3 separate regions of the Homo sapiens genome follow, and all the other regions are linked to region 3. A link is a contact called in ENCODE Hi-C or POLR2A ChIA-PET data. All regions are on one chromosome and are shown on one strand. Each heading gives the region's core, a stretch centred on a gene start or an enhancer-like site at or near the end of the contact. The rest is flanking DNA. Distances are from core to core; before and after follow the strand shown.

What was found. Hi-C counts contacts between places; a loop is a spot of excess contacts on that map. ChIA-PET counts read pairs that join two places held with the same protein, here RNA polymerase II (POLR2A). Pooled maps may share reads with other maps.
Region 1: POLR2A ChIA-PET joins it to region 3 with 15 read pairs in A673. The contact joins the enhancer-like site here to the promoter of LINC02724 in region 3. A Hi-C loop is called at or near these places in 7 of 168 maps with a recorded cell type or tissue (B cell, Caco-2, GM12878 and 4 more), 9 of 37 single-sample maps with no recorded cell type and 15 of 50 pooled maps. POLR2A ChIA-PET finds 5 or more read pairs at or near these places in 11 of 52 experiments (A673, B cell, CD4-positive, alpha-beta T cell and 8 more).
Region 2: a map with no recorded cell type shows a loop between it and region 3 (2.0-fold over the local background). The contact joins the enhancer-like site here to the promoter of LINC02724 in region 3. A Hi-C loop is called at or near these places in 6 of 168 maps with a recorded cell type or tissue (B cell, G401, PC-9 and 3 more), 5 of 37 single-sample maps with no recorded cell type and 16 of 50 pooled maps. POLR2A ChIA-PET finds 5 or more read pairs at or near these places in 4 of 52 experiments (B cell, HEK293, Panc1 and 1 more).

Annotation. Positions count from the first base shown.
Region 1 is chr11:64,323,566-64,326,265 of GRCh38, reverse strand. LOC102723878 (a long non-coding RNA gene) reads left to right here. Exons shown (of 4, transcript NR_188518.1): 4 at 935-1,216. Among named protein-coding and RNA genes, the nearest start is that of PRDX5, 6.8 kb to the right of the region's middle. RefSeq lists a silencer at 774-926. Within about 2 kb of position 1,410, at least 2 of the 41 ENCODE cell types and tissues checked have a DNase peak (open chromatin) inside an H3K27ac peak, as active enhancers do; they include mammary epithelial cell, where a contact is called at or near this core.
Region 2 is chr11:64,538,501-64,541,206 of GRCh38, reverse strand. No RefSeq gene overlaps it. Among named protein-coding and RNA genes, the nearest start is that of SLC22A11, 16 kb to the left of the region's middle. RefSeq lists an enhancer at 685-1,223. Within about 2 kb of position 1,277, at least 2 of the 41 ENCODE cell types and tissues checked have a DNase peak (open chromatin) inside an H3K27ac peak, as active enhancers do.
Region 3 is chr11:64,447,631-64,450,330 of GRCh38, reverse strand. It overlaps LINC02724 (long intergenic non-protein coding RNA 2724), which reads right to left and starts at 1,274. Exons shown (of 2, transcript NR_073177.1): 1 at 679-1,274; 2 at 1-434. RefSeq lists a silencer at 554-749, a cis regulatory region at 527-796 and an enhancer at 686-935.

The sequences.
Region 1 (2,700 bases), core at 161-2,660, 120 kb after region 3:
CATGGCACCACCATGCCTGGCTAATTTTGTATTTTTAGTAGAGATGGGGTTTCACCATGTTGGCCAGGCTGGTCTCAAACTCCTGACCTCAGGTGATCCGCCCACCTCAGCCTCCCAAAGTGCTAGGATTACAGGCGTGAGCCACCATGCCTGGCCTGATTTTTATCTTTCAAATAACCTTTTATTGAGCCTTTTTTTTTTTTTTTTTTTTTTGAGGCAGGGTCTTGCTCTATTACCCAGGCTGGAGTGCAGTGGCATAATCATAACTCACTGCAGTCTTGGCCTCCTGGGCTCAAGTGATTTTCCCAACTCAGCCTCTGGAGTAGCTCGAACTATAGGCACGTGCTACCACACCCACCCAATTATTTTATTTTTTTGGTAGAGACGGGGTGTCACTAATTTATTTTTATTTAGTTGTTTTTGTTTTGGGTTTTTTTTTTTTTGAGACAGAGTTTGGCTCTTGTTGCCCAGGCTGGAGTGCAGTGGTGAGATCTTGGCTCACCAAAACCTCCGCCTCCCAGGTTCAAGTGATTCTTCTGCCTCAGCCGCCCGAGTAGCTGGGATTACAGGCATGAGCCACCACACCTGGCTAATTTTGTATTTTTAGTAGAGACGGGGTTTCTCCATGTTGGTTAGGCTGGTCTCGAACTCCCGACCTCAGGTGATCCGCCCACCTCAGCCTCCCAAAGTGCTGGGATTATAGGTGTGAGCCACCACACCCGGCCTATTTTTATTTTTTTAGAGACAAGGTCTCGCTCTGTCACCCAGGCTGGAGGGTAGTGGCACGATTATAGCTCACTAACTGTAGTTAGTCACCAACTCCTGGTGTCAAGCGATCCTCCCGCCTCAGCCTCCTGAGTAGCTACGACCACAGGCATGCACTACGACAACTTATTTATATATTTACTTATTTATTTATTTATTTATTTTGTAGGGACGGTGTCTTGCTATGTTGTCCAAGCTGGTCTCAAACTGGCCTGAATCAATGCTTCCACCTCAGCTGCCAGAGGAACCGGGATTACAGGCCTGAGCCACTGCAGCCAGCCAGTTTGTTATTTTAATGTAAATTCTTAGTAAACAACTCAGGAGCTCTCTTGTCCTTTTAAAATCCATTTCAACTTCTGCTAATCGGAGTGTATATTCAGGGCAACTTGAATCTGTGCTCCTGGGATGCAATCCTCAAGCTTGGCCCAAATAAAGTCTCCGCTGATATTAATTTTGCCTAGGCTTCTTCCTTTTAGGTCAACACTCTTCAGGCTCATGTTGGGGTCTGTTCAGCTGCGTTTCAAAGGGACTCTAGACCCAGGAAGGCCCAGAACCACTGATGCTGAGTAACACCCTTGGCCTTCTGGTCTCAGTTGCTATGGCCTTGGGCATGCTAGGACAGGCAAGTGAGTTTCACTGGGGCATGTGTTGTTGGGTGGATGTTTCAGCTTCTTTTCTTTTTTTTTTTTTTTTTTTTTTTTTTGAGACAGACTCCTGCTCTGTCTCCCAGGCTGGCATGCAGTGGCACGATCTCGGCTCACTGCAACCTCCACCTCCCAGGTTCAAGCAATTCTCCTGCCTCAGCCTCCCTCCCCAGTAGCCGGGATTACAGACATGCGCCACCATGCCCAAGTAATTTTTGTATTTTTAGTAGATATGGGATTTCTCCATGTTGGCCAGGCTAGTCTCAAACTCCTGACCTAAAATGATCCACCCGCCTTGGCCTCCCACGGTGCTGGGATTACAGGTGTAAGCCACCCCGCCTGGCCTGTTATGTTTTTTAACATTGGTCTTTCGGCCACCAAGAGCCCAGGAAGGCCACACGCACAGCTCTGCCAGGTGCAGCCCAGATGTCCAGGGCTCTCTGGTCCAGGACACCGTGGCCTGGTCTGCCCTTATCTCCAGGCCTGAAGCCCCACCTGTCCAACCTGGAGACAGCTATGCAAGGTTCTCTTGCCAGGTGCTGTTTAATCTTGGGCCCTCCAGGGCCTGGAGCAGCTTCCAGGGCCAGTCCTCCGTGCCCCCACCCAAGGACGTCCTCACTCCAGCAAGCTCAGCCACATGCTCAGCAGTCAGGGCCACTGAGGCCACAGCCCCACCGCCACCCACACCAGGCTGTCCTAGAGGGCCACCCCAGCCCTGGAAGCCCTCTCAACCCTTCCTAGAGGCCCAGCCAGTGGCAACAGACCTTGGAGGGGACACTTCCTCTAGAGGCCTTGCTTGGCCTCAGCCAGCCCAGATAATAGCCCAGGAGCAGAGGAAACAGGCAGCAGAGTGACAGAGACGGAGCTGGGCTTCCCCGATAGCAGGGAGCTGCCTGGGTAGCGTGGGGTGCACAGCCAGTGGGGTGGGCTATTTGCTACCACCACCCCCTATTTACTAATGGAGACACTCATTAGCTCACAGGTGCCCTGTAGGAAGCTCCACGTCTGTTTTCTCATTTGTATGATGAGAGGATAAAGAGGTGGTATCCGGGAAAGAAAGGGGCTTTGTGTTATGCGTGTCCATGAGGACAACACTGTACCCCCGAGTTTGGCAGGAGAGGAGAGGCAGGCAGTTTACCAGGGCAGCTCGAGGTGCAGTCAGCCTCCTTCCCTGCCCCCACCTGGGACCCCTGAAGGGGTGGCAGGTTGTGGGAGAGAACCACAGTGACAGAGGTTGGTGGGCAGCACGACTCGGGTAGGCTGAGCACCTGCAACCCTGGGCAGGGAGGCT
Region 2 (2,706 bases), core at 28-2,527, 91 kb before region 3:
GCCCTCTCCCTTGGAACTTTGTCCCTAGGACCTTGTCTTCTCGTTTCTTCATCATCGACCCTTTCCCTAGGACCTTGCTCACCGTCCTCTGAGTCCTGGGTAGTGTCAGTTCCAGGCAGAAGGAGAAAATCCCCCAGGCTGGCCATGCCCAGGAGGATGGGGTCAGTGATGGGAGGGAGTGGGGTGAAATGTTCTTTAGGGGTCCTCAGATCTTCAGAACCGGGGGTGAGTTTATATCTGACCCCTCCTCTGCCACTGTCCTGAAAGGAGGGTGGGTGCCTTCTCCAAATGCCCGGTCCTGGAGGGAAGCCTGGTGGCGCCTGTTATCACATTTAGTGACCAACACTCCCCTAACTCTGCCCTGGAAGGACAATAACAGTCACACTTCGTGCTTCAGCTTCCCTGGCCTGGGGACACCAGTCACAGCAGCGGCCACCCTAGTCTCAGGAGAGGATTTCCACCCCCAAGGATGTTGAGTCTCCCTCGGTGCCCACACAGCAGGGGCCCTGGTGGAGGCTGCGGCCCCCATGGCAGCAAATGACAAAACAACTCTAAGAGGCTCCAAGGCACCAGCACCAGGCAGGGCCAGGCCTGTGTTTCCTGCAGGGCACACGTTGAAAAGGTGACCCAGGGACACAACCGCAGCACCGACAATTGCCCTGCAGGGCGTAAGGGCTGAGACGCTGGGACCCCGGTGGGAGCTCATAGCACAGACCCTGGGCCAGGCAGCCACGTTCAAACCCTGGCTCTGCCACTCACCGGCTGGGCAGACTCAGAGCAGCTTGCTAAGCTTACTGTGCCTCAGTTTCCTAATCTGTAAGATGGGAACATTGGACTGATGGCATAGTTGTGAGGATGAAGTGAGGCCACATCAGAAAAGCACTTAGGGGAGTACCCGGCCACAAAGGAAGTGCCATGTGTATGCTTAATCAACTCACATCTGTTCTGGGGTTCCCAAATCCTCCAGGCCACCATAGCCTGAGAACAAGACACAGTCACAAAATAATGCATCCCTGACCCAGCAGGTGATCCTTGTCTTGCCTCAGAGCAGCATTTTCCAAACCTGTGTCATTTACATACCTTTGTGACTCCTGCCATATCTTCAGATCACATGTACTATTATCTAATTCATGGTTTTCTCTCGGCGAACTGACTTCTAAATCATTTATGTGCCCCAGAATGTCTACAGCAACGACCACAACTGGAAAACCAGGATCACTCGCCACAAATAGAAGAAAACTGTAAAAATATCCTGTGCAAATGAAACAAATGTGACAGTTCTGGCTGGGTACCTTCGCCTGCCAAGGGAGCTGAGCTGAGGCCAGCATTCTTTGTTTTTAAGAATAAGGCATTGCTAGTCCCAGGAGGCAGATTCTCCTGCTCGAGTGACTTAAGGGGGCTGAAAGAAAATTGCAAAGGGGGCCAGGCATGATGGCTCACACCTGTAATCCCCCCACTTTGGGAGGCCGAGGTGGCAGGATTGCTTGAGCCGAGGAGTTCAAGACCAGCCTGGGCGACATAGCAAGACCTCATCTCAAAAAAAAAGAAAAAAAGAAAGAAAGAAAATTGAAAAGAGACTAAGCATCCTGCTGTGTGAAGGCACATTGAACTCCTCTTCTACCGCTGCTCAGAGGATCCCTGCCCCACAGGGCTATGTGGGGAACCCAGTCTGTCAGTAAAGAACGTTTGCTGAGCCCACTGCAGCCAGGCCCTGGGTCAGGCCACACCTCACCTGATGAGGGCAGGGCTTTTACCCAGAGGAGAGGCCGGGGCAGATGGGGGCTTCCTGGGGGCCTCTGGCTACAGGCCCAGCCTCCTGCTGCCTCTGGTTGGGGGAGGGGACATCTGGGCTCTGGACTTGGTAAAATAGAGCTGGGTCCCTGCCCTGTAGTTCTGGGCACTGAAGGGTATGATGTCTCCCAGGGCGAAGGGCAGTGCCAGGCTCTGCCCCACCCTGCTCCTCCTGTCGCCTCAGGTCCTCTGTCAGGATAGGGCAGACCCCCAGACGCCCAGACCCCCACGACATCCTGAGGCTTCTCTCCACCTCTGCATAGCCCCCCGCCCCCCTCTGGCTCCGCCAGCGTGGCTTCACGATCCACCCACCCACCAAGCAGAAGGGGCTGTGTGGATGGTTTTGTGGAATCTAAGAAAACCAACAGGTGCAGAATAAATAATGGAGCCAGGACTTGAACCCAGATAGTAGGAATCCAGGGTCCAGTGATCTGGAAAGCAACTCGAAAAGGTGGGTGAGACTGAGGACCCCTGGGGCACTGGCCGCCCCGCCCTCCCTGCACACCTTACGTGGGTGCCAGGTGGTGACAAGCACACCAGCTCCACCAGGTGCAGGTAGAGGCTGCCGCAGTGACATAGGGCAGGCATGCCAGGTCCCGCTTCACCCGCAGCAGGTGGCCATTTCGCCACACAGCCTGCAGGGCCCAGCGAGGGTGACCCTGTGCTGGGGGCATGCTGAGGACGGCCGGGTGCCCCAGGACTGTGTCCCAAGGCAAGCCCAGGGCAGTGAGGATAGTGACAGTGAAGGGACAAAGGGCAGATCACACAAGAAAACGGAACCCCTCACTGCCTGCCATAACCAGCACAGGAAGCCACAGCCTCCACAGCAACGTCCCAGATGGCCAGGACTTGGCCAGCAACTGCCAGTTTCCTTAATTTTGGTCACAGTTTTTAATTTAGGATCAACTAAAGAAA
Region 3 (2,700 bases), core at 25-2,524:
CTTCTCTGGAGTCCTGCACCTTGTCTTCTGCCCTCTGACCCCTGGCTATAGAAGAGAAGCATTTCGTTAAATTCTGCCAAGGAATCCTGACTTTGCTTTAAATTGGTGATGCGTGGCCCTGAACTTGTCATTTTCCCTCTTCTAAGTGTCAGTAGTATTCAGTGACAGCCTCCCCACTCCACGTCCTTCTCACGGCTATTTTCCCATCTGTCTCTCAACATCAGTGATATTAAACGAGCCGGGCATCCCCGTCCACCTGAGTCCTGTCCCAGGTGACCACAGGCGGAGGCCTGAGCAGCTGCTCTGCCACCTCGTGCCAGGGGCCTCCGCAACGGGCTCCAGTCACCAGGGGCCAGCGGGGCATCCTCCTGCAGCATCCCGTCCTTGGGGCCAGCTTCCTGGGGCCCCTCCTGCTGTTCCCTGCCTTCAGCTGTCTGAAAACAGAGCCCAAGACAGGGATTTACTAGGGGAGGGCTCATCCTGGGACAAGCCGCCCAGGATGTGAGGGCAGAGGGGCGGGGAAGGAGAAAGGACTCGGTAAAGGCGTGGTCCCAGGGTAAATACAGCTCTGGCAGATATGCAGGGGGCCCTGGGGCAGAGGTATCGCCATCTAGAGGCAGGCGAGGGAACAGTCTTTTGTACAGTTAGCCGTGGGCTGTGGGCGTCGCCTGAACGTACCAGGTATTGTGGCTCCATTGGCTGAGGATGCTTCTCCAGCGAAGGAGGCAGGGAGCCGGGGAAGTGGGGTGGGGTCGCGACACCGACAGCAGCTGCCAGACCAGCCATGCTGCGCTCAGCTCCCTCAGGCTGTCACTCTTAATCATCATGTCACTATCTCTGGGGCGTGTCAGTCACCATCAACGACGTGTCCCCCAAGCTGCAGAGGACGCAAATCCAGCTCTCCAAGAGGCTCTGTTGGCCCTCTCCACATGGGCTTGAGGTCAGGGGTGGGGGCACGTTCGGACCGCCCTCCTGCCTCTCTGAAGAAGATCCTCCAAGTCCCGGCTCCAGCTCTCCGGCCTCTTTGGCAGCTGGGCGGGTGGCCATCCAGGAGGCCCGTTCTCCATGCCCAGTTTGGCAAGGCTCCTTGGGACGCCGGGCTCGCTGCCCCTGTTTTCTTAAAGCTTCGGCCCAAAGGGACCCAGAGTCTGAGGTTAACACTCCGTCATCCCAGCGTGAGCGGCGCCTGACTCCAGCTCTCGACTCCCCCACCTCCTATCCCCTGCGCCGGGCTCACCCTGCACTCCCACCTGCAAATCAGCAGAGCAGAGGCCAGCGCTCCCGACGTCCAGCACCACCCCAAGCGAGGCAGGGGGAGCTGAGTGGCCGGGAGCGCCATCTAGTGGGTGCCAGGGGCGAGTCCCCGAAAGAGACTGGAGAGCCACGACTCGGGCAGGGCAGGATGGTGTCCCAGGGAGGGCCGGGGCCCAGGCGCTGGACAGCAGAGGACATAAAGGGAGAGGCATGGGAGAGCGAGGAGCCAGGGTGCTTCCGGGGCGCATGAGCCCCACCCCAGCCTGCCCCTGCCCTCGTAACCAGATGACTCGGCTCAGGCAGGACACACCACGTCCAGTCTCTGTCCCCTCTCCAGACTCTTGGGAAAGTGTCACTTAAAATCCATTTGGGTCTGGTGTTTGCTTTATTCCAAGGAAAGGGGTAAGGAAAAATTCAGAAAAGGGGCGAGGGTCTCCCCTCTCCACAGTGGCAGTCAGGGGAATAGTGACATTCACCCCCTCCCCCAACCTGGTCTTGAACGTGGCAGGGAAGAGAACTGAGCCACCTGTCACCCAGAGGGGGAGGGGGAAGGTCAGAACTCCAGCCTTCCCACAGCAGACACGCCTGCGGGGCAGGAAGCAGGCAGGCTCCACGCAGTGTAGACATGTGCACTCACACGGATGTTAACAGTCTGGAAGAAACTGACCTGGCTGTGAATAGAGGCTCTCTCATGGGGAAGGGGCAGAAGATGGAGCTTTCACTTCTCCATTTATACACTTCTCCAAAATGTGGTGGGACCATGAGGAAACTGCACTTTCAGTTTTGATCTCTTTTTGTATTTTTTCAGTTAAAATGCAATTGGGAACAATGGGGTGTTAAGTGCCTCAGTGTGGAAGGCTGCGGCATCACCATTGAAATGCTGTATCAGACCTGGATTGGATCCACCCTCGACTCAGGGCTGTGCAAACTGGGACCCAGATCCCGCGCTGTGGGAACGGAGCCCTGCTCCGCTGTTTACATGTTGTCTCTGGCTGCGGCCTCGCTGTGACAGCAGAGTTGAGGAATTGCCACAGAGACTGTTATAGCCCACAAAGCCCAAAATATTTACTCGCTGGCTCTTTATGGAAAAAGTTTGCCAACTATCAAATTACAAGAAATACAGGGACTGGGGAGCCTGCTCAACAAAGCTAAGGGGACGTGACCAGCAAAATCCAGACTGCAGGCAACCATAGGACAAAGCGCCAGTTTCTTCAATACGTAATTTGCAACAGCAACCTGCTTACTAGAGGCCAGGAAGGGGAGGGGGAAAGGAGGGGATGAAGAAAGGTTGATGAGTGGGTACAAATACACACTTACATAGACGAAATAACATCTGGTGTTCAATAGATCAGTAGGGTGACATTAATCGATTGTACACTTCAAAATTGCTAGAAAAGAATAATCCTAATGTTCCTGGCACAAGGAAAAGATAAATATTTAAGATGA